Regions from separate parts of the Homo sapiens genome. Here region 2 is linked to region 1. A link is a loop called in an ENCODE intact Hi-C map of the cell type or tissue named here. Cell type or tissue: right lobe of liver. All regions are shown on one strand. Each heading gives the region's core, and the rest is flanking DNA. Links, peaks and the distances in the headings are about the cores only.

Evidence for each region. Hi-C counts contacts between places; a loop is a spot of excess contacts. Peaks named below come from ENCODE experiments on the same cell type or tissue, not always from the same donor. Only the 100,000 strongest peaks of a DNase experiment are listed, where the experiment ranks them.
Region 2: it touches region 1 in a loop (6-fold over the local background); 2 of 110 quality-filtered maps call a loop at or near these places.

The regions. Positions count from the first base shown.
Region 1 is chr2:97,717,015-97,731,546 of GRCh38, reverse strand. ZAP70 (zeta chain of T cell receptor associated protein kinase 70) reads right to left here. Exons shown (of 14, transcript NM_001079.4): 3 at 7,109-7,531; 4 at 6,295-6,455. The coding sequence starts at 7,510. Among named protein-coding and RNA genes, the nearest start is that of ZAP70, 11 kb to the right of the region's middle. RefSeq lists enhancers at 6,684-7,274, 12,563-12,712. In right lobe of liver, for the core only: no CTCF peak of the experiment used is centred there; no DNase peak of the experiment used is centred there; H3K27ac peaks cover 264 bases; H3K27me3 peaks cover 193 bases.
Region 2 is chr2:98,472,858-98,488,629 of GRCh38, reverse strand. The region is part of intron 1 of INPP4A (inositol polyphosphate-4-phosphatase type I A); the gene reads right to left. Among named protein-coding and RNA genes, the nearest start is that of INPP4A, 36 kb to the right of the region's middle. RefSeq lists enhancers at 568-647, 5,282-5,401. In right lobe of liver, for the core only: no CTCF peak of the experiment used is centred there; a DNase peak (open chromatin) is centred at 8,549.

The sequences.
Region 1 (14,532 bases), core at 4,142-12,141:
TTCCCAGGCTAGCCCACAACAGTCTGGAGATAACATGGAGAGATGGGAAATCAGGGCGGGGGCAATGAGGGCACACAAAAGGGCAAGGAAGAGAACCCACCACAAATTAGGAAACAAACATCCCACAGAGACAGTAGGCTGGGACAGCAGATGCAGCGCCGTCACGTGAAACCCCGCAGTGACACCAGTCAACATCTCCCACAAAACATTTCTATTTTGAGTCACTGGCACAAGCTCCTGTTAAGTGCAGCTTTCCAGTGAGGAGGGAGGGCTATTGGCCCTGGGGGTCTCAGAGCTGTGGAAGTCAGAGGCAGGTGGCAGGCTGGCCTGGAGGTGATGGTCTCCAGGGACTGTGAGAAGTGAAAACACCTCCTAAGGGTCACAACCTGAAGTTTTAAACTGACAACAGAGACTCCATGCCAAGCCACTCACCAGCAAACAGCAAACCTCCCATCTCCCCTCCTCTGTCTCTTTTTTTTTTTTTTTTTTTTTGAGACCGAGTCTCGCTCCACAGCCCGGGCTGGAGTGCAGTGGCGTGATCTCGGCTCACTGCAAGCTCTGCCTCCTGGGTCCATGCCATTCTCCTGCCTCAGCCTCCCAAGTAGCTGGGACTGCAGGTGCACACCACCACGCCCAGCTAATTTTTTGTATTTTTAGTAGAGATGGGGTTTCACTGTGTTAGATAGGATGGTCTCAATCTTCTGACCTCGTGATCCACCTGCCTCGGCCTCCCAAAGTGCTGGGATTACAGGCGTGAGCCACCAAGTCTGTCTGTCTCTTTCATTCTTTCTTCTAGAACTAATAATTTCCTCCTTATTTGTTTATTTAAACTTCCATGTGGAATACTGGGGGAAAACAGCCACAATATTAGGGAGCTCTTCCCATCAATAGGTGGGGCCTCCTCCTCTGTCTTCTGAATCAGGGCTTGACCATGTGCCTTGCTAACAGGACATTAGCAAACATGACACAAGCAGAGGCTTGAAAAATGGTTGAACATTGAGGTTGGCCTGCCCTCTCTTGCTTTTCCTGGCAGCTCTCCAAATACCATGGGAATGAGTCCAAGCTAGCCTGCTAGAGAAGGCCCATGGAGGAGAACCAAGGCACCCTACATGAGTGGCCAATAGCCATTCATGTGAGTGAGGCCATCCCAGAGACCATCCAGCTCCAGCCAATCTTCCAGCTGGCTGTGGCCACATGAGTAAGCTCAAAAACCCAGCAGAAGAGGCACCCAGCTGAACTCAGCCCAAATTACCAAGCAACCAGCCAAATTGCCAAGCAAAACAAGAGTGAATAAATGATCGGTGTTTGTTTGTTTGTTTGGGACAGAGTTTTGCTCTTGTTGCCCAGGCTGGAGTACAATGGTGCAACCTTGGCTCACTGCAACCTCCACCTCCTGGGTTCAAGTGATTCTCTTGCCTCAGCCTCCCAAGTAGCTGGGATTACAGGCACCCACCATCATGCCCAGCTAATTTTTGTATTTTTAGTAGAGACAGGGTTTCACCATGTTGGCCAGGCTGGTCTCAAACTCCCGACATTAGACGATCCGCCTGCCTCAGCTTCCCAAAGTGCTGGGATTACAGGTGTGAGCCATCACACTTGGCTGTAAATGACCATTGTTTTAAGCCACTACATTTCAGGGTATGAATACAGCACATTGTTACACAGCAAAAGCTAACCAATACACTCTTTGGAAAGAGATGTGTGAGTTCATAAAGAGCAGCTGCAAATTCCCAGATAATAACCACAAAAGCTAAGACATTGGTGTTATCACCACATATATTTCAGTACCATAAGTTCTACTTGATTTACAAAAAAAAAAAAAAATGCTAGGTAGTGGCAGTTCTTTGTTCTTGCAGTTGGAACTTGCACTTAAGCCAGAAGTACAGGCTAAAAAATCAACTTGTATCTCTGCTCTTAAAATAATACATAGAACCTATAAGAGCTACATCTGTCTCTGGTTCACGATTGTAAACAAAACAAAACAAAAGGGCTACAATTTATTTATTAAGATATTGGTTCTAAATTCCTCACATATTTGTCCTATAATCACAGCACTCCCCACAAAGTAGGCACTATTGTTATCTCCATTTTGCAGATGAGGAAACTGAGGCACAAGATTATGTATCTTGCCTAAATTGCAGAGTTGGTAAGAGATAGGAGGGGGAGCCAGGATTCAAATGCATTTCTGACTCTACAGTTAATTGCTACCTAGGACTAACACCCAGCTCTGTCACAGATTATCTGTGAAACCCTGAATAAACTGCTTATCCTCGCTGTGCCTCGGTTTCCTTATGTATAAAATGAGGTAACTGGTCTAAATCATAACTTCTTGACCTGAAAAGGGTTCTAAGGACGAGGTTCAGGACCAACCATGATCTCATATAACTGTCTGCAAAGTCTTTGAGGTGAATATGCTTTGGGGGATTGTGAAAGGAGCAGTCAGTAGGATTCCAAAGAGGTCTGCAGTCCAGGAGAGGATAAGAAACACTTGACAGGCCAGGCGCGGTGGCTCACGCCTGTGATCCCAGCAATTTGGGAGGCCAAGGCGGGTGGATCACCTGAGGTCAGGAGTTCGAGACCAGCCTGGCCAACATGGCAAAACCCTGTCTCTACTGAAAATACAAAAATTAGCCAAGCGTGGTGGTGCACGCCTATAGTCCCAGCTACTCAGGGAGGCTGAGGCAGAAGAATCACTAAACCCGGGAGGCAGAGGTTGCAGTGAGCGAAGATTGCACCACTGTGCTCCAGCCTGGGTGACAGAGCAAGACTCTGTCTCAAAAAAAGAAACACTTGACAATGTACTCTCTTAAAGGCCCTTTCCAGGACAAGTTTCTTTTAAAGTCGAATCAGCCGGTTCCATAAAATTGCTGCCAATAACACAGAAACAAGCCAGCATTGGCAGTGCACAGCCCTGGGTACAATTAAATCTGTTCTTCGGCAACCATGAACTGTGATCAATGGTAGGCGTGGTCCTGGTCTTCACTCTAGGCCTGAGTAGCACGTGTCTTTCTCTCACACCCCAAGCCCTGAGAAAGCAGTTATAGACTACAGGAACCACAAGAAGAAGCTCTCACAGTTTCTGTCCAAAGCGTACCTTGCCTAATTTTCCAGGAGCCTGGCTCTTTGTAGCTGCTTCGTCTCTTGACGTTTACCCAGAATGAGTCATTGTCCTCATACCACTGTGCCAGCTGTGGACCTCACTGCCAGCCACACGCTCTATGCTGTGCCCAGATGCTGGGCATCTCTCCTTCCTAGCCACACCCTCCCACCGCCAACGCTTGTCCTATTTGCCTGGGAGACTGCACGCCAGTTTGATATGCAATGCACAGACAGCTGCTTAAAGCTGTTGGCCCTGGCTCTCCTGAGACTCCTCTAATCTCAGCAGACTGGTTGACTCTAAGCCTGTCATGAGCTCTGCTGTGTTACACAAAAACTGTTTGAACTTTTCCTTTGGGCAGTGAAACCTCTGCCACACAACATTGTGTGTGGAAGCCTAAGATAGCAAACAGATCAAAGCTGAGCGGCTGTCGTCATTCAAGCTGGAACAGGGGCCCAAATCCCACCTGCTCAACCCTTCTCTCACTCTCCCACCCCCTAGAATCCTCTGCCACTCTCAGGAGGCTTTAGGGAATCTGGGGGAAATTTTTAAGCCATTGGAGTGGCAGAATCATGACCTGTATGTGTGTGTGTGAGTGCAAGATGAGGAAGAGAGATGGGGGTGGGGAGGGAAAGAGAGAAGAAGAAAGGAAAACTGAGACAGAAGAGAGGCAGAGATGGTGGGGATGAAAAGCTACATTGGGGATGTAGGGGGAAAACAGAGAAGAAACTCAGATTATAAAATCAAAGAAGACAGATGAATTTACATTTTATGAAAGAGAAAGCAGAGACGGAAGGAAAGAATCAGCTACATCAATAGGAAGGGTTTAGAGCCTTCTTCGCGTGTCCAGCCTGGGGAGAGCCCCTGGACTCTCAGGCACCTGGGGTAGCATGTAATGGACGAGGGGGATATGAGCATGTGAGAACGTGGGAGCAAACATTACTAACATCTTGGCGAGGGTCACACCTGGGGTGGGGTGATGCAACATCTGGAGGAAGGTGGGTAATACCTGGACCAGCCATCACCATGTACTGCAAGATGGAGCCCTCCAGATGCAGCAGGGCAGGCCCTGCCCTCAGGCTGACAGTCCAAAAGGAAAGAGAGACAGCCCCCAACACCCATGTTCACAATGCCCATACCTTCACGACAACTTGCTTCATCCAATCCTACGACCAACCGTTTGCAAAAATGGCTCCCTGCATTCCTCTCCCTTAAGGAATCCCTTCCCTACAGTGACTTTGGTTTTGGTCGTATGACTTGCTTTGTCCATTAGGACATCAGTGACATTACACAAACAAAGGCTTGAACTTGCCCTGTCCTCTCTGACTGATCTTGGGAACCCTGCACCACCACCACACAAACAAGCTTCAGCTAGCTTGCTGGATGATGGCTGCACTGGGCCAGCTCATCCCCATCACCCAGGTGACACTGAGCCAATGGCCAGTCATGTGAGTGTGGCCATCCCAGCCTATTCAGGCCCAGCCTAGATGACCCAAACCAGAACTGCTTAGTTAGCTCACAGAATCATGAAGAGCAATAAACTGTCATTTTGAGCCAATAAATCTTAGGGCTGCTTGTTATGTAGCAAAAGCTAACTGATACAAATGCAAAGGTTTCCTCTTAGAGAAAACAGCCCTGTCCTGTTCAGAAGTTGTGCCGGCAACTGAGTATTACGTGCAACATGTATCTAAGAGCTCCCTCAGAAGCCTTGGAAACTCCACTCCAATTTACAGCCTAAATCTGAATCTGTATGGTAGGGTGAAAAGAGTTATTTTATCAGCCCACAACAGAATCTTGGAGAGGGAGCTGCATCTTGCAAGAGGCCTGCAGGCAATCTACAGAAACTTCACATGGGTGAGGAAAATCAAGGGATGTGGTCATTTCCTCCAAGTGGGTTGACCTCAGGAGAGGAAACAGCCCTGGGGGAGGCAGATGACCCAAGGGATCTGCTGGGCAGGGGCTCAGGCCAAGAAGCACTCACGAGAAGGAAGGCCCAAGAATTGTCCCCACAGATTTCTTGGGGGAAAACACTGGGCTTCCTGAGGTCATGGGAAAGAGGCAGCACCAATTTATCTGTGTCTTGAGGCCTGAGTGACCTCAGCTGCACCTGGATACCATCTGTTACAGAAAAGATCCCGTGTCCAAACCAGAGAGCAACAGCCCCAGCAGGGCTGTCAAACACTCAGCAGAGTTTTAAAAAGAGATTTTCAGAGATTTTTTTCACATTAACAAACTCACAAATAGCTACATGGCCTCAGCTGTGGCTCAGACACGCACGTTCACCCACATATAAAAGCTAACATTTACCGCATTTTTCCTATGTCAGTTACCATACTCTCGATTCACACGTATTAATTCATGTAATCCTCATAGAGGATCCTGAGGGGAGGTACTGCTGTCAACCACAGGACAGTTAGAGGGGGCTGCTTCAACACTCTCCCGGGGATCCCACCTCACTTGGGGGAAAAGCTAAAGTCCCCGCCCTGCCCTCACCTCCTCCCATTCTCCCCCTCACTTACTCAGCTCCAGGCACATGGCCTCCACAATGTTTCTGGAACACGCCAAATAGACTCCTGCCTCCTGATCTTTGCACTTGCCATTGCATTTTCCAGGAACACCCTTCCCCCTGAAAGCTGCACAGCTCACTCCTCAGCTTCTTTCCCTTCCTCAGAAGTCACCTTCTCAGGAAGGCCTCTTCTGACCACCTAATCTAAAATTGCAACCGCCTCCCCACCTGCACACACGGCGCTTACCACCATCTGACAGGGTCTCTATTTTATTGATTCCTTTTCTTGTCTACCTGCCCCATGAGGACAGGCACTGTGTCTTTTTGGCTCACTGCCGTGTGCTCAGTGCCTGGTACACAGTAGGTATTCAGTAAATATTTGTTGATTGAAGGAGGGGAAACTGAGGCAGGCAACCACAGTCCGCTACTTGCCCAAGGGCCACAGCCAGCAGGTGGCGGAAGCGGGATTCCAAGCCAGGCCAAGGGACCGAGTCTGGAGGCTTTCCTAGTCACTACCTCTACTTCCCCATGTGCAAGTCCCTTTGCACATCAGAAACACACAACCCACTTGCACATGTGAGCACAGGGACACCCTTACGGCCCAACTGCACACTCACGTCTGCCCCAGTCCCCAGGATCCCTGCCAACGAGCCCCAATCCTCACCGCACCCAAATCCCGGGCCCCACATACAGGAACTTGCCGTCGGTCTGCGCCCCAGAGTAAAGTTTGCGCTCGGCCTCCTCACGCGTCAGGCTGCTGTGGTACCAGGGCATCCGCTCGTGGGCCGTCGTAGCAATGAGCTTCTCCACCTGCGGGGCCTGGCTGATGATGGCCTGCTCCAGGGCCTCGCCCTAGAAAAGGAGAGGCGAGGAGGTCTGTAGGTGTGGCCAAGTGCTCGCCACAGGAACCCCCTTCCGGGAGCCCTGTCCCAGAGGACTCCCCACCCCACCCAGGCGTCCCTAGCGCGTGTTAGGCAGGTTTTCGAGGACTACCTCCGCGCCATCTCCGTGGTCCCCTCCCCAATCCAGCTAGGGAGGAACCACCCCCACCTTCCAGCGCGGCCCCAAGCGCATCTCCAGCTTGAAGACCTAATTCAGGTAGTTGTGCATGGTGGTGTCACTCAGGCTGTGGACGACTACTGCCCATCTTCCCCAACAGCCACCCTACCCTAAGGGCTCACCCTAGCCCCGCGCACCCTCCTCTCAGCCCCGCCCCCATTCCAAGCCTCGCCTTCGCCCGGCCCAGTGCGTCCCTCTACCTTCCCATCTGGCATAGTAGAGCACCATAGCATCGCTCAGCCTGCGGAAGGCGACCGCCACCACGGAGCCCCTGCCTCTGAGGCCTCCTTTCAGGTTCTTCCCCAACCAGTGCCCCACCTCTCCAGCTTCCAAAGGGGACTGAATGGGGAAGACGACCTTTTCCTCCCTCCTATCCCCCCAAAACCCTCGACTGCCCCTCTTCGGCCACGCCCCTCCAGACCCCGCGCCCCAGGCTGCGCTCTCACCTCCAGCTTCCACGTCTGGCGCACGTAGTCACGCACCATGGCGTCTCGCAGGCAGTCGAAGACCCCCGGCTGCGGCTCGAGGCCCGACGGCCGGTTGCACGGCTTGCGCAGGTTGCAGGGCAGCCCGTCGGGGTCGCGCGAGTAGAACTCGCAGAGCTCTGCCGGTCCACAGTGCGCTTTGCCGCCGGCAATGGCGTAGGTGCCGTTGAGCTGGCGCTCGATGGGAAAGTGGTGGAAGCGCACATCGTGCACGAGCGACAGCACATAGCCGCCCAGCGAGCGCAGGCACTGGCGCAGCAGGAAGAGCCCGTCCGCCATGCCCGCCAGCTTCAGGTGCTCCTCGGCCTCGGCACGCGAGATGCTGCCGTAGAAGAAGGGCAGGTGCGCCGCGGGGTCTGGCATCGCCCCTGGGCCTCCCGAAACCTGCGGGTTCACAGAGGGTCGGAGGCACGTCAGGGCCTTCCTGAACCTGGTGCGTTGGGCCCAAAGACGGCGCGAGAGACGCCAAGTGGAGGGCATCAGTGCCGCAGACTGAGCTCGCCAAGGGGGCAGAGCCTGCTCTGTGCCAGAGTCAACCTGGAGAGAAGCCGCAGCCTGCTGGGCACAGATCGAGAAGTCCCAAACCCCCATCTGACTTTCCAGAGACATTATGTGGACGCCCAAGCACGCCAACTGGTCCCCAAGCACCCACACCTGTACCCATCTCTTCATGTCCCAACCACGTGCTGAATTATTGTGTTTCAGGCCCGGTGCTGGGGATATGCACGCTTGAGGCAGGCGCGGTCCCACCCCGTCCTCCCGAAGGCAACACTCTAAGGAGGGAGAGCCGTGAGATAAACTGAGAAAGAAACAAAAATAATAATTACAGATTGAGGTCAGCATTACAAAGGAAATAAGTGGAGTGACATTAAGAGAGAGAAGAGGTGGCTCTAGCTAGGATGGTCACCTTCTCCAAGGAGCTAGCATTTGAAGGGAGAGCTGAAGGAGGAGGAGCCAACTTTTCAAAAAGCGCGCGGGACAGCGCATCAGGCAGAGAGGACTGCATGCGCAGAGGCCCTGAGGCCGCACCCAGCTTTGCTCACCCAAGGGCCCTACCCCTCAGCCTCCCTTGTCCCTTCCGCTGACCCTTTCCCCTCGGCCTTAGCAGGCACCCCTCGCCCTGCCCTCTGCCTTCCTTGGCAAGTTTCTACAGAGCATACGCTAATTGGAATATCCATCCCTAGGGGACTGGTTAAATGCATTAGGGTTTAATCTCAAAGTGAACTCTGATACAGCTATTAAACAAAACGTGTGATTGAGGGGAGGAGGAATTAAGGCTATTTAGACAGATGGATATCTGGTAAGGCAGATAACTTAAAATTGCCTGCCCTCAACTTTCTGGGGTGATGGTGACGTCCTGTATATTCACAGGGCTTGGGTTATGCAAGTGTCTGATTTTCCGAAAACTAAGAGAATGTACACTTAAGATGTGTTCATTCCATTGTATTTGCCCTCCCTCAATTAAAAAAGAAACATAAAATATTGAACCCTAGGTAACGATCTGCTTGCAGAAATGTTTAGGAGTGATGGGAACTGAGGACTGTAATCTAATTTGAGAGCATCCCAAAAATAACACTGACCGATGGACGAACAGAGCGAGAGGGATGGATAAAAGGATAGACAGCCAGATAGACACAGTTGATTTCTGTCATTCTCTGCAGTTCTATAAAGTCAACGAAAACACTGAATTAGCAATATAGAACTATCCCTCCTAGGGGAAATACAGAGTTAGGTTCCTAGGAAACTGTTTACATTTTCATCAACTGATCAAGACATAACCTTGTTTTTTTGTGAGTTTCTGTTTAAAGGCACCTTATTTAATAGACATGGTTGATTCACTAACATTGAACTCTTAGCCAACAGCACTATAACTATAAGCTTATCTGACATGTTTTCTCCATAAGGCACATACAGCATTCTTGCCCTTAGGAATGCTAGATAGCATTTCAGCACTATGGTTGGGGGCCATGTCAACCACTGAAATCACCAACAAAAAGCACAAACATTCAAAATATGTGAGGCCGAGTGCAACGGCTCATGCCTGTCATCCAGCACTTTGGGAGGCCAAGGCGGGTGGATCACTTGAGACCAGCAGTTCGAGACCAGCCTGGCTAACATGGTGAAACCCCGTCTCCACCATAAATACAAAAAATTAGCCAGAGGTGGTGGCGGGCACCTGTAATCCCAGCTACTTGGGAGGCTGAGGCAGGAGAACCTCGTGAACCCAAGAGGCGGAGATTCCATTGAGCCGAGATCAGGCCACTGCACTCCAGCCTGGGCAACAAGCGCGAAACTCTGTCTTTAAAAAGATAAAATAGGCCGAGCGTGGTGGCTCACGCCTGTAATCCCAGCACTTTGGGAGGCCAAGGCAGGTGGATCACAAGGTCAGGCATTCGAGACCATCTTGGCCAACACAGTGAAACCCCGTCTCTACTAAAAATACAAAAAATTAGCCGGGCATGGTGGCAGGTGCCTGTAATTCCAGCTACTCGGGAGGCTGAAGCAGAATTGCTTGAACCTGGGAGGCGGAGGTTGCAGTGAGCTGAGATCGCGCCACTGCCACTGCACTCCAGCTGGGGCGACAGTGCGAGACAGCAATCTCAAAAAAAAAAAAGATAAAATAAAAAAACAAAATATGTGGCACCACCAAATAGAACATGAAAAAGATTGGCCGGCTGCGGTGGCTCACGCCTCTAATCCAGCATTATGGGAGGCCGAGGCGGGTGGATCACAAGGTCAGGAGACCAAGACCATCCTGGCTAACACAGTGAAACCCTGTCTCTACTAAAAATACAAAAAAAAAAAAAAAAAAAAAAAAATCAGCCAGCCATGGTGGCGGGCGCCTGTAGTCCCAGCTACTCGGGAGGCCAAGGCAGAAGAATGACATGAACCCAGGAGGCAGAGCTTGCAGTGAGCTGAGGTCACGCCATTGCACTCCAGCCTGGGCGACAGAGTGAGACTCTGTCTCAAAAAAAAAGAACATGAAAAAGACACTTATCTGCAGCATGAGAGTGTTTGCCTTGTGCAGCCTCGGTGGGAAAATGTGTATCGAGTGATTCATATTTTTGCCACTCTGTATGTCTGAGAATGACCACAAAAGTGCCATGTTGGTTTTAGGGTTTCAGATAAATTTAACAAGTAGGCAAACTCACAAATAAGAACTCCGCAGTGTTGATCAACTGTATGTGATAAAGCAATTATAGCAAATCATAAACTGGAGAATCTAGCAGGTGAGTTATTGGTGTACAGTTAATTCTTTCTATTTTCTGCATATTTGTAAGTTTTCATAGAATGTTGGGAAAAAATACCTCTCCATAGCGGTTCTGAGTTGTTTCTCTACTAACATAGGCCCAGCAAGGCTACTCAGGCATAAGTTTGCATTGGAGAATTGACTTTGAGTGCCCTTCTTAGTTATGCAAATGCAACCAAGGGGTAAAATGAATGCTTTTGTGAAAGCTCCCTCTGCCCTGGGTGTCCAGAGATGGGCTCTGGAGCTGAAAGGAAGGTACTGGAATGGGAATCAGGTGAAGTCTGGGTCAGAGTAGCTAGAGGAGGGGCCAGGATCTGCACTGTAACCCGATTGATTGTGACAGTGAGGTTGGGAGGGCCAAGCTTGAGGGGGGTCCTGGATGTCCCAACAGTTACAGACAGGTGGGTGTTCCAGAGATTCATAAGGGACTGCATTTGTGGCTCCACCTGGAGAAAAAGGTCACCATTCCACAAGAGTGTTTTTAAAAAGTCATGAAGCGGCTGGGCGAAGTGGCTCACGCTTGTAATCCCAGCACTTTGGGAGATCAAGGCGGGTGGATCACATGGGGCCAGCAGTCTGAGACCAGCCTGGCCAACATGGTGAAACCCCGTCTCCATTAAGATACAAAAATTAATGGCTGGGCCCGGTGGCCCACACTTTGGGAGGCCGAGGCAGGCGGATCACCTAAAGTCAGGAGTTTGAGACTAGCCTGGCGAACATGGTGAAACCCCGTCTCTATTAAAAATACAAAAAAATTAGTCGGGCGTGGTGGTGGGCGCCTGTAGTCCCAGCTCCTCAGGAGGCTGAGGCAGGAGAATCGCTTGAACCCAGGAGGTGGAAGTTGCAGTGAGCCGAGATCGCACCACTTCACTCCAGCCTGGGCAACAGAGCAAAACTCCATCTCAAAACAAAACAAAACAAAACAAAACAAAAAAACCCATGAAGGCTCCTAGGTATTCACTCTAAAGAAATGGAAATTTACATTCACACAAAAACCTACACAGGAACATTTATAGCCGTACTAGCCACAGTTGCCAAAAATTAGGAATAACTTACATGTTTCCCAACAGATGAATAAGATACACTGTGGGACATGCCTACAGTGGAATTCTACTCCGCGGTAAGTGGAACAGCATACGGAGACACGCAGTTCCGCAAACGCATCGCAAAGGCCTCAGGCTGGATGAAAGAAACCAGGTTCCAAGGGCTACGAATTGTGTGATTCCACACACAACTATAGGGACGGAAAACGCACCAGAGGTTGCTGGGTGCTGGGGGCCGGAGAAGGAGTGACGACAGAGGGCAGGACGGAATTTGGGGGAATAGTCTGTATCTTGATTGATGTGGTGGTAGTCTCTGGGCTGTATGCATTTGTCAAATCTCAGAATTTTTCACTAAAATGATATAAAAATTTTATTGCATGTAAATTATACCCCAAATTTTTAATTAAGGGGGAAAGGAACTGGAAGATACAGACACAATGGACACTAAAAATGCTAATGAAAATAGGAAAAGTGATTAAGGGCTGTCTACACTCCTGTCCCTATGTCCTTGACTCCCAGCCTCTCAGCCAGACCTGGTCTGCGCCCCCCCCCCAGGCTGTTCTCCAGCACTGATAGCACCCCTGGCAGTCTGTAGGCACCAGACAAGCACTCTGTGACCTCCTCAATCCTGGGCCCCCTGAATGGCCGACACCTATGACTCCTCCCTCCTGCTTGAGCCCCACAGACCTCTCTGGTCCTTCACAAACTCCCTGGCTTGCCTCTGCCCTCTGACCATCCTGCTCACTCTCCTTCCCCCACCCCCGTCCCCTTACTTGGGTCATCCTGTCAGTAGCTGTACATGCTGCCACACCCACCTCTCCCAGAGCCCAGATCTCTCGCCCGACTGAGGTCGGTTGGTGCTGGCATCATCTCCTTTGATCTCCACCAACTGTTTCCATTAATACAACCAACCTAAGATCCAGATGGCATGCTCATGCTGCCTGTGGCTGGCTGAACCTCACAGTCTATTTCCACAGAGCTGAGCCCCAGAGTCTGCAAGTTGCTCCTTGGCAATTCTTCCCCAAGGCCTCCCTTGCTCAAGACCCTAATGGCTACTGCATTGGATCTCCCCAGCCCTCTGCCCCAGCTGAGCTGTGCTACTTGCCTTCCTTCAAATGGATGTTCATACTTTCATCCACACAGCACCCTCCACCTAGTGCACCCTTCCCTCTCCCCTCCATCTTCTCCAACCCAGCCAGCCCATCCTTGAAGACTCATGGAGCCACTCCCATAAAGCATGAGGATGCAGGATGAGGCAGAAAACTGAGGGCTTGTCCAAGGACCATGGGTGCAGAGTAGCAAAGCTGGTCTCTGGGGCAGGAAGCTGTGGCAGGAAACTGTCGCCAACACAGTTTGAGAAGCTCCTCCCCACGTGGCCGCAGGTGCAGCCTGGGTAGCTAGAAGTGGGTTAGGGCAGAAGAGGAGATGAGGGAGGCTCAGTGCCCAGCCCAGGGCTGCCATCCATGACCCGAGGCTAAGGAGTCCCAGAGGCAGGCTCTCTTCCTGTGCATCTCGGCTGCGTCCCAGCTTCCCTGTCCCACTGCCCACAAGGACAACGGTAATCACAAGCACCACCCCACACACACAGGTCGGGTGGTGGGCGCCTCCTCTTCCACCCCTGGGGCCTTTCTGGACTGTCCTCACTAGTAAAACATGGGGCCCAAGTTCCCAGGGACCCCATGGCCAGAGATGCTGGGGAGGCCAGAGAAGGTGGGCAGAGGTGGCAGAGATGAAAAGTCCGGGGGCAAGAGGTGGGAGCATTTGCCACGCAGCGGCTAGCCGGAGTGTCTGCTGTCAGTGAGCTGCACCGATCTAGAGCTCCCCGGGGTGACCCCAGACCCCAGGCAGGGGATCAAATGTTTCTGTTCTCAGCTGTGTCCCTGCAGACTCGTGGCCCTCCCAGAAGACACACCCACCATGAGACCCACCCCAGCCCTCGACCTGCCTGGGCCATCCCGACGGACAGGACTTGGGTTAGGAGCCGCGTCCCTCAGTCCCCAGTGAGCCTGTTCATTCCCCAAGCCTGGCCTATGGTTCTCCCTAGGCTGACCCCAGTCAGCTTCCTCTTGAGCTCACAGTTCAGAGATCCTAGTTTGGCCTTCCCAGAACTTACAGCCCCTGGATCACAGCACAGAGATCACAGCAGAGCAGCCACGGGGCACCTGCCCCACACTCACAGCCCAGGCCCTGGGAGGATGATGGGAGGAAGCCTTGGAGCCTGGTCAGAAGGACCTGCCTGGAATCCCACCATTCACCCAGCCTCCCTGGGTAAAGGCAGTGCTAGATTACAGCTGTTCCAGAGAGATCAGATTCCCCAAACATGCTTCAAAGGAAAAAAGAGTCAAGGGGTCAAATACAGTTTCAAATGCTGTGAAAAGCACATTAAAGGCTCCGAGAAGACCACATGGAAGGACCTCTTTCAGCGTCACTTAATTCCCACACCTATTCAGCAAAGCCTTGAAGGTCTACTGTTTCACAGAACATTCCCTGGGCATCAGAAGCCCCCATTACATGCCCATCGTCAGAGCAGAGGTATCACACCAAAGCCACTGGACCTGGTGGGAGCGGGCAGGAGCAGCACAAGCTCCACATGTCCCCCCAGCCAGAGGCTCCACGTGTCCCCCCAGCCAGAGGCTCAGAGGCTCCTCGTGTCCCCCCAGCCAGAGGCTCCACATGTCACCCCAGCCAGAGGCTCAGAGGCTCCGCATGTCCCCCCAGCCAGAGGCTCCGCATGTCTCCCCAGCCAGAGGCTCCGCATGTCCCCCCAGCCAGAGGCTTGACATGTCCCCATCCAAGGCTCTGCAGGAGCAGGGCCCCAGCCCCTCACCGCCCCACCTCCTCCTACTGCCCCCCCACCACCCTGTTCCCACTCCAGCTCCTGGCTCTCTCTCTCTGAACCCCTAGTCCTCACCTGAGACCCTAAGTCCCTCTGAAGCCATGTTCCCTGCTCCTTAATCCCCCAGCTGTGCTCGGGCCGCCTGTGCCCACCAACAGAGGCAGCATAGGCACTGGTCGTCAGCACACGCCAGCTTGGTGACGCCATGAGCCACACAGCCGCAGTTAGCCATGGCTGCAGGCTCCTCCTTCATATG
Region 2 (15,772 bases), core at 4,551-12,550, 760 kb before region 1:
GAGGAACTAGCAGAACTCATTTATTCAAGATCTTTTTACTGCATCTCCACCATGAGCTGGTGAGAGGGTGAGTGACTTCAGAGTGAGTGCCTGTGCATAAAGACATCACCGTGACAGAGACAATTTCGGGTACAGAACTCCGAATGAGGTGCACAACAGGTCTGCAACTAGAAAACTGTGTGGGTAAAGCCCAAGAAGGAAACACAGAACTGGCAAATGGAGAGAAATCCTCAGGTAGTTCTTGCTGCCGCTGCCATTTGGATGCTTTGCTTTTGCTCAGCTGAGTACACATAAATTGAGATTACAATAACTTTAGCCACTTGGCACCCATATCTTGATTTCTAAGACTACACTCCAATAAAAGGGATGAGGGTTCTGTGGAGAAATGGGTGATTCTAGGGCTGGGATAGGAGATACACAAGATGAGCCTGGAGTATCTTGCAGTGCCAATAAGGAAGTACTCAAAAATCAAACAACCCACAATAATGGAGGTATGTCAGAGGAACACGAGCTAACTGAAAGAGCCCCCAGTGGCCAAAGCTGGAACAATCTGAGCAACACAATGAATACCCTAGTACTGGATTACATAAAAGTTGATCATATGGATTGGGTTATTCCTGTCATATCCAACTAAAACAGAATCAAGAAGCCAAGCAGGGACAGAGCACCCTGGGCACGTAACACTGCCACAGGAAGGTAATTCTCCGCAAGTCCAGCTGCTGAAACTGCCTATTGTGACCTGAAACCAGTTTTATCTAATAGCTACTGAAACAAGCTGCTGTGAGTCTAAGAATAGTTTTACACTCACCAATCAGAGCTTGCCAGCTCCTCGAAACATTACTAGTACCAATGAACTGTCTCTCAAAACAATGGGTAACATTTCTGCTTTTTATAAAACCTCCAACCTTCTTTGTTCTTCAGACATATGGAAGACCATCCAGTCTGTGTATATGCCCAGAACTGCAATTCTTGCTTCCCAAATAAAACAGAGAATTGTCTCTATATTTGACTCAACTTTGACAATTATAACCCAAATAACAACAACAACAAAAAAACCATTGAGTCCATATTGATATAAATGACTAAATAAATAAGACAGGCCAGGCATGGTGGCTCACGCCTGAAATCCCAGCACTTTGGGAGGCTGAGGCAGGCTAATTGCTTGAGTCCAAGAGTTTGAGACCAGTGTAGGCAACATAGCAAGACCTTGTCTCAAAAAAAATAAATAAATAAGATAAAATAAAAATTGATTCTGTCTCTAAACACTGTCAAGGTCATCAAAAACAAGGAAATTCTGAGAAACTCACAACCACAAGGAGCCTAGGGAGATATGACAAATACACATAACATGGTATCCTGGATAGAATCCCAGAACAGAAAAAGACAATTAGGTTAAAAACTAGGGAAATGTGAATAAAACATGGAATTTGGTGAATAATGTATCAATTTTGGTTACAATTAACACACTACAATGTACCATGGTGATTAACATGTTAACAACAGCCTGGCAGGAGGTATCATATGGGAGAACTTCAGGCACTCTTTGCAACTTTTCTGTATATCTAAAACTATTCTAAAATTTAAAAGTTTATTTAACAAGCAACCTTAGCTCTGAATCAACTAGTCTTTGCTTTTTTTCCCCTTTTTTCTTTTAAGAGCAAGGATGGTAAGCCACATTTTATATCTCCACAGTACTTAGCTATCCCTGGCCTCTGTAGGCGCCAATCACTGCACATTTGTGGGCTGGCATTTGCTTCTAGACTCAGCCTTGCCCGCCCCTGTCACTGGCAGAGGCCACTGTGCAGCATTCCAGGTCAGGGCCCACAGATTCCTCCCACATCAGCTCCCTCCAGGCTGAGGCCATGAGAGGAGTACCATCAGACACCCAAGAGGCGGTTAGTGTTTGCAGAACCCTCTCTGCCTTGCCTTTTATGTAATCTGGCCTTCTAAGAATTAATTTTACTCCTGGACTCCTGATGTAACCTGTATGCAAAAATCCAGCCCCACACCCTAAAAGCTCTTTGATCTGGACCAGGTGTTCCTCACCCCAGACCTCAGGCCCTGTGGGCAACTGAGGAACTTCTGCCAGAACAGGAACCCCTGGGTTTCCACGCCTTTTTAGGCCATTTCAGATGCATCGCTGCTTTGGGGACAGGGAGGGTCAGGAAGGTGTGGAAAAGTGAAGCCTCATCTTTCAGAAGATAACCAAGAGCAAGGAAAGGAGAAAGACAGAGGAAGCAAAGCAAACAGAGAGGACAGGGAAGCACAGGCCTAGACAAGGAAGAGGATTTTCCAAACTTCCTAGACTTTTGGGACCCCAGAGAGTTCACAGCAGCTCTGCTGCTTCACACAGCATCACCAGCATATATCTGATTCTTACATTACAATATTTGTGCCTTCCATAGAAATGGGCCCAATTAATGAGTGAGACTCCAGGAAAGAGCATCAATTAGTCAACACAATTACAGTACCCCATGAAGTATCCAGAAAAAAAGCTAGAAATCCAACTTTCCATTATAGAGAGGAGAAACCTCCTCCCAGAGACCCAAGGAAGCAGTAGCCTGTGCCCTACTGTGTGGGACTCTGGCAAATCTCCCACTGAAGGTCCTGACTCAAAACTTTCAAGCAGGCCTGACTCTAGTTTAACCTTTTCATCTGGAGGCCCCCTCCCCTTATTTGAACAAGCAGTAAAGAAGAGTGTCTGGAAATCACAGCAACTCTTTCAATAAAACTTAATGTTTATGAAGAAAAATACTCAATTTAAGTGGTTAGCAACCAGCAATATTTTAGTACTTTAGACACGATATTTCAAATAGATGTCTATTTTCTCAGTCACAGATTCACCTCAAGAAAGTTTTGTATTATAAAAACAAAACTCTGTAACCATTCCAAGGGTGATGAATCAAAAAAGTTCCCACACATCTCATTTAAAAATCAAAATACTTTCAAATATTTAAATACCTACACCCTGAAATCAACAAAATAAAGGAACTCTCAGCTGGGTTCTCACCACCAGAAGAGTTGCATTAGTGTTCCCGAAGCGAGAGTGAGCCCTGAGTCTCGGAGGGACAACCAGACACCTGCGCCCAGCCCTAGGGGCTTTCAAGAAATCTGACTGTGGCCAACCTAGGGCAGTAAGCTGGATATGTTAAAAAGAAAGATGATTGCCATAGTTCTCTTACTGCAGGCTTGGAAAATATAGAGAGGGAAACCCCACCCCCCACAGATACCTTAACTAAAATCAGTTCTGACTTGGATATTCTACACAGATAAGATCAGCAAGTACACAAGATTTGGCATCCTGCCTTTTCACCTGAATCTTAGACTGTGAACATATTTCACGCTGCAACCAGACCGCATGATTATAACAGGTTTTTATTTCAGTCTAAAATGTTTCTTACAAAGAAGTAACATTTCTTCAGCTCTTCAGCAGCCACGGGCCTGCAAGCAGCAAGGACCCTGCATGATCAGGATGGTCTCCACTACCACAAAAGCTGAGGTCACACTCATTTAGATCCCAACCGCCCCGCCAAGCAGATGTGCGGAGCTGGAGTTTACTCAGCTACCAGGACACACACACACTCTGTTCGCTTCAAGAGGCCAGCCAAGTGAGAGAAAAGCCACTGATTGGAAGACTGAAGCCACTACTCTCGGTGGGATCTCAGACAAGGATGCTCACTGCAGCATTACCTGTACTATAAAGGATTTTATACCATAAATTGAAAGATTAAATAGCAGCCTACAAGCCTGTCAGGGAAATGGTAAATAATGGCTCCGTCATATGTGAATACCATATAGACATTTGAAATGGAAATCAGTTTTATGACAACTTGACAAGCGAAAAAGTCAGATTCTAAGTAAGATCTACCAATATAAAGACATAGAAGCACTCACGCGGAGTGGGAGAGAGGAAAAGAACACGTATAAAAATGTTAAGCACTGGGAGATGGACACATCATGCTTTTCTGGTTTTCTTCCTCTAGACTATGTTTTACTAAACCCTTTATAGTAAGTATGCAAAATTTTAATAACTGGGGAACTGTACCATCCTTAGGTTGTTTAGTGCCTCTCTGGGGCTGAATTCATCTCAGCTGGAAGGGCTCTCCTTCCACAGGCTGCCTCGAATCCCTCACACCCTCTCAGGGCCCTGTGCATGGCTTCCCACCCCAGTCACGTGACTGCATTCTGGACTTTGAGCTCATCAGGAAAGTAACTGGGGCTTGGTCTTCCCTGACTGCAGGATCATGGGAAACAAAGATACAGTGAGCCTGACAGGGAGGAGAGGGAACCAGAACAGGCCACACAGGAGGAACGGAGATGGGAGTTCATAAGGCTTGTGGGCAACTAGGGGGAGTGGGCAGCCTCGGGAATGACCATGGGAGAGGAAGCTGAAGGCTAGCGGCTCAGTAACAACAGACTCATCCCTGCAGACAGAGTCATCAGAAGGTGATGGGACCTCAGAGACCTCTGGGGCCAGGGGTAACATGGAGTGATGCAGGGGAGGGACAGGAGTGGAGGGGATGGTAGTCACCGGTCAAAGCGAAAGAGATTCCAAGCCCACCTCTGGAGAGAGACAGGACATGCAGAGAAAGGACCTCACTCCATTTAGAGGCCTCTGGCTCTTCTGGGAGAACCAGCCATCTTTCAGTTATGTGAAGAGATGGGGTGTGGGCAGGGGCATCTGCAAGGAGGGATGGGGGTGCAGGAGCTTCTTTATGCAAAGGTGGAGGCTCAGGCAAGAGGGTGGAGAGGAAGACCGGACTTCACTAGACTGACTACAGATGCAGTCCATCTGTTGGGTGCAGCCAATGTGCAACCTTGGCTAGCCACACAGAAGAGGGTCTCCCTCTCAACCATCCATGGGAGCAGAGTAGCCAACAGGAAGGTGGGGTAGGGACAGGAAGAGAAAGGACTGAGAGCTGGTCCACGCTGCTATGTTTAGGCAGGGCTCAGAAGTAATACTAATGATGAGGTGTTTTGAGGCATGGACCACAGGGACATTCAGTGTAGGATGAACCTGCCTGAAGGAAGCCAACTCTGCAACAAAGATGGACACAGACTAGCCTGCCCTTCCCACTGGCAGTGGCGACAGATCCCACATGCAGCAAGACATTAGAAAGACAAGACCGGGGGGGAACATGATCCATCAGGACTTGGCCCCACAGCAGCCCCACCTTGCACTTGACCATCTCTGCCCCGCCTGGGGCAGCCCTGCAGCCACAAGCCCAGTTTCAAGAAATACCTGTTTCTGACCACAAGCATCACAAGAGTGAAACTAAGCAATGCTTGCTTCCTGTCTCCTAGCACGAAAACTAGTAGGACTGACTGGGTCACAAAACACAAAGAATTCGATGAATGGAAAAAATGAAAAGCAAATTTGGGGTAATGGTAACCTAGAGAGAAGGTGGGAAGGCATATGTAGTTTCAAGTGTATTGGTCATGAAAATGTCTAAAGCTGAGTTGCGATTCACTGTATTGTTATTCCTATCATTTTTCACATAAAGGACTGCCTAATAAACATTTTATTATTATAGAGTACATGCCAAAATCATTATTAGCACAGGTTGAGTATCCCTTATCTGAAATACTTGACACCAGAAGTGGTTAGGGTTTGGAATTTTTTTAAGATTTTGAAATATTTGCATTATATACGTACAGATTCAGCACACCTAATCCAAAAATCTGAAATCCAAAATGCTCCAATAAGCATTTCCTCTGAAGGTCATGTCAGTGCTAAAAAAGTGTCAGGTTTGGAAGTACTTCAAATTTTGGATTTTCAGATCAGGGATGTTCAACCTCTATTATGCTTTCACTTATTTTCAAAAAAGCAATGTAAGTATAATTTTTTCAAGTGTAAGCTTAGATCAAAAGCTTTGCATTTCTCTTAAATGCAAGAGGACACATATATCTTTTTGCATCACATCCCAGGGTTGCTCAGAGGCTCATCCCTGGATGTCAACCACACTTGCCTACTGTCAGCACTGACTGGCTGGTCGCTGGCCTCCCTGTGACAGGCCCACTGGGGAGACACCTCCATTCTGGCAGGTGTGACAAGTGGAGGGGCCATTGCACAGAGGCCCACAGCTGCCCCTCTCTGCTTTCCAGGACAGCCAGTTGCACCTGCCTCTAGGTGCCCACCTTTCTGTTGGCTGCTTTCGTTTTTAATCCCACTCTTCTTCAGACTGCCCTCCTTGCAGGGCCCCATATTCTGAACCAGGTGCAACCAATCCTAACATCCCTTGAGGCCCTGCTCTGACTGGTGCCAATAAGCTAAACCACAGCTGGCCAAGATAGGAAAAGTGATTTAACCTGCTGTCCCTCTAGGATGGGATTTTACCCAGATCTCCAGAGTCTCAGCCCAATAATGTGGGAACCACAGGTGTAAAGGCAAAGAGGAAAAAAGCAGGATACAGAAAACATTTTACAGCAAGGTGGCCCAACAGGGTCCCTCACATCACCTGCTGTGCCACTTTAACGTGGCTTCTGCTTAAATTTCAAGTTTAAAAAATTATATTTATTTTAAAGACAGGATCTTACTCTGTCAACTAAACTGGTCTCAAACTCCTTGCCTCAAGTGATCCTCCCACTGCAGCTTCCCAAAAAACTGGGATTACAGGTGTGAGCCTAAACTTGGAGCTTTTAAAGTACACAGTGTTGAGTTGTTAAGCCAGGACAAGACATCAAACAATCCAACTCCAACATGGCAAACTCGTAATGAAGGGAGAAGGAGAGGCAAAGGTGCTGCTGAGAAAACCTTTCACTAGAGAACGGAAAGCCCAGCCAGAGGTGGTGCGTGGACAGGGAGCACCCTGAAGACCAGCAAGCTAGCTGACACTCAAGGCCAGCTGAGCATCACATTTACAGGCTGTCACAGCCTCCCTGTCTTCCTGGGATTCTGCAAAACACAATTCCACAGGGAGGACAAGCACTTAGAATTCTCCCCTGGTACAAAGCCTGCTTGCTCACATTGGATCACTTGGAAACATAATAAATCCTTCCTTCCCCATTAATCTGTTACTGAGGCTCAATGTGATATAATCATTTTATATAGAGAATTCTGTCACTGAATCTTTATATCTAAAACCACTTCAGATAGCTAAAACATATGCCAGCCTTAAGCCAAATGCAGCTCCCTAAAGAAACCAGCACCCCAAAGAGACCACAGGATTATCCAAGAGCCACAGGCAACCAGAATAAAACTGGAGGAGCGAGGGTTCTGGCTGCCAAGAGTGGTCGATTTATGCGTGCCAAGGGACCAAGCCCCCACTGGTATAGGAAATGTATGCCATTTCTTTCCCCCCAGGGAATTTTCAGAGGAAGACATCCTTGCTCCACACAGGATCACACCAGGTCCACATTCCTCCAAGTCTCCTGTTCACTTCCTGGCCTCTCTGTGGGGTGAGGGATTACAATGGGCAGCAGGTGGTGACACCCTCCACCTTGAGAGGGACGTGTCAGATGCAGGAAAAGTTCACAGTGCTCTGATTAAATTATGTTTTGTTAGGACACCCCCTCCCCAGTGTTGGCATTGAAAGGTAACTAGCAGAAGAACTTGAAGCACACCTGTGTAACTCAAGGTCAGTCCCCAGGTGCTGCTTTGCTCTCTTTGGGCCTCAGTTTCCTAAACTGCACACTGGTAATGCACAGCCTGCAGCCTGAGAAGCATGTGAGAATGGAGCACGTGCAGCACCACAACTCCTTCCTGGGGCTGGAAGGGTCCAGAGTGTGCGGCACCCTGCCCCCCACTCACCCTCCACAGGCCAGCACAGGGGGAGTTTGGCTGCGGAGACGGACACACGCGCCCTGGGGCTGCAGCTGGCAAGAAGACAGGCTAGTGGAAGATTCAGTGCTCTCCGGTCTGAGGCTGCCAGCAATGCAAGGGACTGGAGACGGGCACATTCTGCCTGGCAAGGGATGGGGGCCAGGAGTGAGGGACCATGTGTGCAAATGCACGGGAGCTAGCTGGCCACCTCAGTCATTTACTCCTTCAGTGCACAGAGGGTCACCAAGGCCTGGGGCCAAGTGAGAGGACAGACACCCATAGGAGAAAGAGCCCAGACTCAGCCCTTAATGCCCAGAATGTCAGTGCAGGGGAACCACAGTCAGTGATGATGTTCCTAACACAGGTAAAATGACGACAGTCCTTTCTACAGCAAAAAGCTGCTCTGTGTCGTAAGAGCATATGATAGGGCACCAGATAAAAATCTGGTAAGTCACTCCACCTCTCTCTGAGCATCCCTTCCCTCCTCTGCAAAATGGAAATGAATAATAATTACCTCATCAGGTAGCTGGGGATTAATAAACTGATCCTAGACAGACATCTGGCCCAATGCCCAGCATATGGTAAATGCTCAGTGAGCCAACCTCTCAGGGCTGAGTTCCCCACCCACCCAAGACAGTCAGAACCAGGAGCCCCTGGCAAGGCTCCACCCAATGCCCTACAGAAACAGAAAAAAAGCTTTAGTTTCAGCAGAGGCTGAGAAGGCAGGCCTCTGGGGCTGGCAGGGAGGGTGTCAGCCAGAGGCTCCGTGTCTAGCGGGCAGCAGAGGAGGTGCTGGCAAGGACAGCAAGCTGGCTGGAAGCCCTGACTGCAGGAAACAGACCTCAAGCAGCACTCCCTGGGGGCAGGACCCTGCCATTCTGTGCTGTTTGGGGGCAGTTTCTAAAGCCTTAAGAAAATAGCTTCCTGTCTCAGGCTTTCTAGGAAGTCACAAACTAGGTGTCTGGGAGGCAGTTTTAGGTAAGTGCACAGCCCAAGGGAGAGCTGACCCCTGTACCAGACAGAGACCCTGACAGAAGGGACAGCCCAGGGCCAGGCACAAAGGGCTCCAGCTCAATCGAAGTTGGTCAAACAGGGACAAAGGAGACAGTTTTCTTCAAGGACAGGAAGAAATCTGTTGCTATCCTGTGTACCCCGAATTCCATTTGCAACCATTAGTTGTTTCAGAAAAGCTGGTGCGTGTCAGATGTTTTATCTATGAGACAATGATTTCCCAGCACCTGACCACACTTTCTGTGTCACAGAAACTGTGGGCTGCAGGTTATACGTGGGTTCTGTGCCTCCTGGCATACCTGGAAAGATCCTGATGCAGCCCACACTGTCAGTTCATAAATAGTAGGGTCAAAACTCTGTTTCCCATGGCTGGAGCAAGCTGCTTCAAACCAGCCATCCCCATGCAGAGATGCCACTGACTATGTATTTATTGCTAACTGTCTTCTAATTATGATAGAGCAGTCAGCGCCTGGCTTCTAAGACACCTTGCTCAACTCATCAAAGTAGGGTAGCCTCGGGATATCTCACGAAGCACACACAGGAGAAGTTCCCACCCAAGGCACAGCAGATACCCCCCATCAGCACCACTGCAGCCAAATGGGGACAGGAGCACCTCCCCACACTTCTAAAATTAGAAGTGCCACCAATTAGCACCAAAATAAGTAGCCTAGTTTGGGGAAGGTGATAAAAATCAGCGAATAATATCTTGAGTGGGGAGTGGAACAGGAACAAGCACTCTAGGGCAACTGGAAGTGTGGTCTGTGAACTGGCAGTAGCAGTACCACCCAGGAGCCGGGAGGAAGTGCCCGACCTATGAAGGCTGACTCCCTGTGGGTAGGGCCCAGTATCTGCATTGAACAAGTCTTCTAGGTGACTGCTAGGCATTCAAGTTGGAGTAGCTATCTCTAGCCTGCCATCTTCGAAAGATGCCTGAAGACTTACACAATTATTTCCAGTTAAGTCCTAACAATCTACAAAAAAACCGGACCTCTTTCTTTTCAAAAAACAGAAAAATAGCACCACCACAGAAAGTCATGGGTGCGGGCTGCATTCATGCTCAGCTAGAACTGAATGCAGAGTAAGTCAGGACAGAATAGGACAGACACATACCTGCAACCTTCTCGGAAATCCATCACACCCTTCTACCCTCACCCCCTCAACCTTCCTACTCCCATTCACCCTATTCTCCCCAGCTGGGGCAGGGACCCTCTTCACAGCCACATTGGTAACCATCAAAAAGGTCAAAAGAGATCACCATGATTTGTTGCAAAGAAAGTCGGGGGAGGGAGTGCCCAGAGTTAACTCCACTAACTAGGGATCAGGGGTGTGCTCTGCCACCCCTACCCCCACAGCCCTGCCTCGCCTTGACTCTAACAGCAGCGCAGGTCTGGTGGAGAGGCACTCAGCTGGACTGCAAGGCTGGCTCAGCTTCTCACACCCTGGACCTCAGATCGGCAGAGAAGCCATCCAGGAACAGAGCCTTGTAAAAGCTCCCTGGACTTGGAGCAGTCCTGGTCCCAAGCGACAGGAATCCTCCTCTCTGGTGGCCACCTCCCTCATCAGTCATGACGAGGCCTCCACCAAGAGCAGGGCCTGCCTGAGGCTGTGCTCCTGGGTGGGAGGGAGGACACTGTGACTTAAACACAGTGTGGCTGAGAAAGAAAAAGGAAACACCCGCAAATTAAAGTGCGCTCTATTTTAGCTTTAAACACACATCCCTCCCACCTACGGCAGTGTCCAAAATAGCACATCCTATTTTAGGGAGATCAGAGGCAGTTCCTCAATAGGCTACAAAATAGACCTGGAGTTTGGAGACCAGCACCGCACAATAACAGTAGGTTGTAGGCCGCAGGGACTGCACTCGCACTGAATCCACCTCCCACTCCAGTCCCATTTTAAAGGCCAGAAGACCTAGGCCTCAAGAGCTAGCACGGCTGCTGGTGGTCCTCCTGACTCAAATTCTGCCCTCTCCATTTCCAATCCATGCCATGTGGCTCTCTTCCCACAGCAGGGCCCAGGCTGTCCACATTAGAGGGGCCCTTAGCCTCTCCTCCCTCATCCAACCGCTGTCTCCTGGGCAAGACCCACACAGGGCAGGGAGAGGTAAAAGGCAGGGTGAGGTAGAGGGAGAAAGCCTCTGTTCATCAGACTCCTGGACTCTGGGTTGAACAAGGATAGTCACTAACGGAGGGACTGAGACAGCCATGGTCTTGTTCACTCACAAAGAGAGAGCAGTTTCTACAAGACCAACGTTGACAGTTCCTGGAGATACAGGGCAGGAGAGAGGCAATCAACAGCCAAAATGGCCCAAGACTCGCCGACATTGAGGCTCTGGTTCATCCTCTGTTGTTAGGCTGTGGTCTGGTAACATGGTGTCCAAGTATCTCAGAGAAAGGCTGTAAAGCTGCCCCTAGAATCTGGAAACGGGTCAGGAACAGTCACTTGCTCAGTACTAGGACTCCCATGGCTATGGTTTCCCTACCAGGCAGGAAGACCAAGCTGTACCACCACACCATTCAGGACAAAGAGCCAAGAAGCGTGCCTGAAGCAGGCAGCTCAGGGAGACGGGACGGCGGGGGAGCTGCACACAGCATGCTGTGCATGGCCCCAGAGCCAGACCATCCGGGCTCCAACCCCAACTGCCGCTCACCCGCCACGCTACACGTCCCCAGGGAGAACTCATTTCACCTTCTGCTCCTCAGTCTCCTGCTCCTGAAATGGGTGTTACAGAATCATCTACTTCATGGGGTTACTGCAAGAATCAGATGACTTAATCCCTCTAAATGTGCCCAGTGCACAAAAATGCTACTTAAGTATTTGCCACTATTACTACTACCACTCCTGCTAAGCCCATCTGACAATCAGATACCCCAGAGGCTCTTCTAGCCATCCAGAAACAGGGGGATGGAGGCACTCAGGCCATGCCGCTGGATCAAGGACAGCAAGGAAGGGGCTGTGAGTACCCAGAGAACAGGGAACACTTATAACGGCAAACAAGGCCTTGAAGAAGGTTAATTACTGTTAAAAGTACAAACTTAACCCGCTATCGTCACAGGCCAGGAAGAGAACGGGCTGGAGGGCCCCATGAGAATTTCTGGAAGACAGGAAGGGAGGCAAGGCTATCTTGGCCATTCTCAGGTGATGGTGAATGAGGCAAACCACTGTGGAAACCATGAGCGCAGAGGGAGGTGGGCCCTGCTGGACACGCTTCAGAATGCCCATCACTCCCCTCTGAGCCAGGAGAGGTCTCCAGGAGCGCCACCCCTCCCCCAAGCAGGGCTCCTCCCCACACACACCCCAGGGCTGGGTCCCAGCACCCCAGCTGAGAGCCTCCCTGACTGTGGCTGGAGACCAGATACCTAAAGGGGGCTTGGTGAAGGAGAGCTCTTCCCCAGAGCGAGGGGCCCACCCTGGAGGAGAAAGTCCCTGCTCTGAGCTCCTGGGTGTGAACCCTCCCGAGGGACAGCAAACAGGGCCATTACTGCTCAAATGTGGAGCTTAGCATGTCTTAGTTTGACTGGGCATCCAGCCAGGCATTACTTTAATATACAACCCTAAAGCTTAGTCAAACTATCACTGGCTTGTGTGTCCTGGCAACACCTGGCCCTAAAACTGGGAATCACCTAGCACCAAATAAGAGAAATTAAAATTCCAGGAACAATCGAAACTCAAATTTTAAAAGTTTCTACAATGTGAATCTTCATTATCCTATGTACCCATTCTAATTAAATTCTTCAAAAAGTTTTGGGATGGTAAAAATTTCATGTGGCAAGTCTGACTCATTAAGGAGAAAAACATAGGCAAAATCACATTGCAAAGACTTGTTACCACAAAGCTATTTGGAGTTGATTTCAGTAAAATTCTGCATCAAATCTGGATTACCTGTGGGTGGATTAAACATTTGTAGATTAGCCTTGATAAAAAAATGAGAAGATAGTGCATTTGTGGAAAAAAATTTAAAATAAAAACCATTATAACAGCATTCCACACTGTTATTTAAAATTAGTGGCAGGCAAGGTGGACACACAGGCTCCCCCCGCCCCAGAGGCCCATCCCTGCCCACTATGGGTAGTACTGCTCCCCTCCTCCCAAAGCCCCCACCCCAGGTGAGAAAAGCAGGTAGAAGGGAGAGGGTGGCTGAACCCCAGCCCTGCCCACACAGCCCAGCATGCCCCAGCAAACAGCAGGAGACTACAACCATTGTTGGTCATGCAATGTAATACTGACGCCTAAAGCAAAAAAACAAAGTATCTGTAAATGTTCAATGTCCTGCTAAATTTTACAAGTAATTTCAGCCAGATTAAATGTATTTTGCACTATATTCTGACTACTTCTGTGTTACCCATAGTTTTGCTTTCCTCCAAGGCTTATGCTCCCTCTCCTACCTCATCTGTCATCCTGGTTGGTCAAGAGACAAATTTAAATAGCTGAGAAAGAAAGATGACCTCAGAACTTGAAACACCGCCCATGGGGTTTTAGAGGTCTCTCTTAATTTGTAAATCTAATGGGCTAATAACTCCCTGGCTTAAATCCCCTCTGTGGCTCTCGGCACACACAGAATGCAGCATGAAGTTGCACCCAGGATGGATCTCCTGGCCCTCCTCTGTCTCCCAAGCTTCCTAAGTACCACACTCACAAGCTGCTCCCGACAGCATCTCACAAGTGCCCTCTCTATGCCTTTGCTCAGCTGTCCGCTCCACTTAAGAGTGCCCCTCCTGTTCTTGTCTGCTTGACAATTTGTACTCATGCTACATGACCAATTTAAACAGCAATTTCCCTGTAAAGTTTCACCCACTTCCAGACAGAAATAAATACCCTCTGCTTATTGTGACATGGCCCTTTCTGTTGCCACAAAGAAAAAAAACTTCTGATACAGTGTACACCCTTGTCTCCTGTAGCTCCTTAGGAGAAGGGCCTAAGTCATCTTTAACTCTTCATCTTTAACAAAGCTGAGCCACTGCAGGAGCCCCAAATAAGCTTTTATTAAGTGATTAATTAAAAATAACTTTTGTATCCCCCAGGGCCCCAGATGGGTTTGGTGCATAAGAAAACTTATTTGAAGATGTTTTTATCCATGAAATAGAATTTTTTTAAAAAACACCAACCTGTAACTATGAAATTCCTGCACCTCACTTAGGCTGATGCTGATGGCAATCTGCAAAGAGAGGCTGCCAAATGTCAGGGTGATGGCACCCAGGTGAGATGGGTCTGCTGCCTCCCAGGGCATCAAGGTACAACAAAGGCCCAGGGCTAGGGCCAGAAGCCTGGTTTGGGTCTTGTCTGTCACTCACCAAGCAGGAGGGCCCGGGCAGGCCATTCACCTGCTCTGGCTCTCCCCATAATGCCTGTGGGGTGAGCGGCCATGTGGTGCCAGCGTGGGCTCATCCCACCCAGGGCTCTTCGTAGCACAGGTGGAACTGGATCTTTAAGATATTCCACATTATAGAGAAGACAACACAATAGAGCAAAAAGCAAGCTCCCAACCCCAACTACTTCAGAGATGTCCTTTTGTGTAAGAATCCTGCTTCAAAAAACAAAATCCACTCTTGGGCCTCACCAAGCACTGGGAAGGCTGCGGGTGGCCCTCGCCCACTGCACCATGGACACCAAAACCCACACACACAGGCCGCTCTTGAGGCTGTCAAAGTGATATTAGATACCACAAATGCAGAAAGGGAAAGAATGGGAGGCTGAAATCAAAACCAAAAGTGACTTCACAACCTGCATATACAGCTTTCCAAACAAGCTGCTCAAACGAATGCACACTCCAGAAGAAAGAGGGTATGAAAACGTCCATGTCTGTATATGGCAGACTGCCCCCGAAGGGCTCACAAAAATGCTGGGCAAACTGCTTGCCTCTGGGGAGAGGAACTGGAAGGCAAAGTGGGAGAGGTGATTCTTCTCGATATATCACTTTGTAATTTTTGAATGAGACCAAAGGTAATACCTTCATAGCATGTAATTATGTGAGATATGTAATGCCCTCAAACAGAAGTTATGAAAATGTCCCACAGTAAATAAACTTATCTTCCCCAATCACATGTATTACCTTTCCAACATGTTTTCATGCAATCACCTGGTGAAGTGGAAAATCAAGATACTAAAGGCCTGGATCCACTTTTTAATGCTGTGTGACCCTGGGTGCCATCCGCCCACCCACCAAGACTCCAGAGGTAGCAACCGGCTTATGGTCACCATCTGGCCCGGGTGAGGTCACTCACTGAGTGGCACCTCCTGAGAGGCCCTGACCACATTGTAACCCATCATGGCCAGTGCCCAGAGTAAGGAGGGGAAGCAGGTGGCCCACCACACGGTGTCAGCCCCTCTACACTGCACCTACACTGCCCTCCACACTCTCAACTGCACCCACACTGCCCTCAACACTCTCCACTGTCCCCACACTGTCCTCCTCACTCTCCACTGTCCTCACACTGCCCTCAACACTCTCCACTGTCCTCACACTGCCCTTCTCACTCTCCACTGTCCTCACACTGCCCTCCTCACTCTCCACTCCACCCACACTGCCCTCCTCACTCTCCACTCCACCCGCACTACCCGCCACACTCTCCACTCCACCCACACTACCCGCCACACTCTACACTGCACCCACACTGCCCTCCACACTCTCCACTGCACCCACACTACCCTCCACTCTCTCCACTCCACCCACACTGCCCTCCTCACTCTCCACTGCACCCACACTGCCCTCCACACTCTTCACTGCACCCACACTGCCCTCCTCACTCTACACTGCACCCGCACTGCCCTCCTCACTCTCCACTGCACCCACACTGCCCTCCTCACTCTTCACTGCACCCACACTGCCCTCCACACTCTTCACTGCACCCACACTGCCCTCCTCACTCTACACTGCACCCGCACTGCCCTCCTCACTCTACACTGCACCTACAATACACTCCTTTCTCCTGCCTAGGGCACTCCCACACTGTGGCAAGCAGAAGTGCAGCTCAGGGCAGCAGGAAAGAGCACCTCATGGAG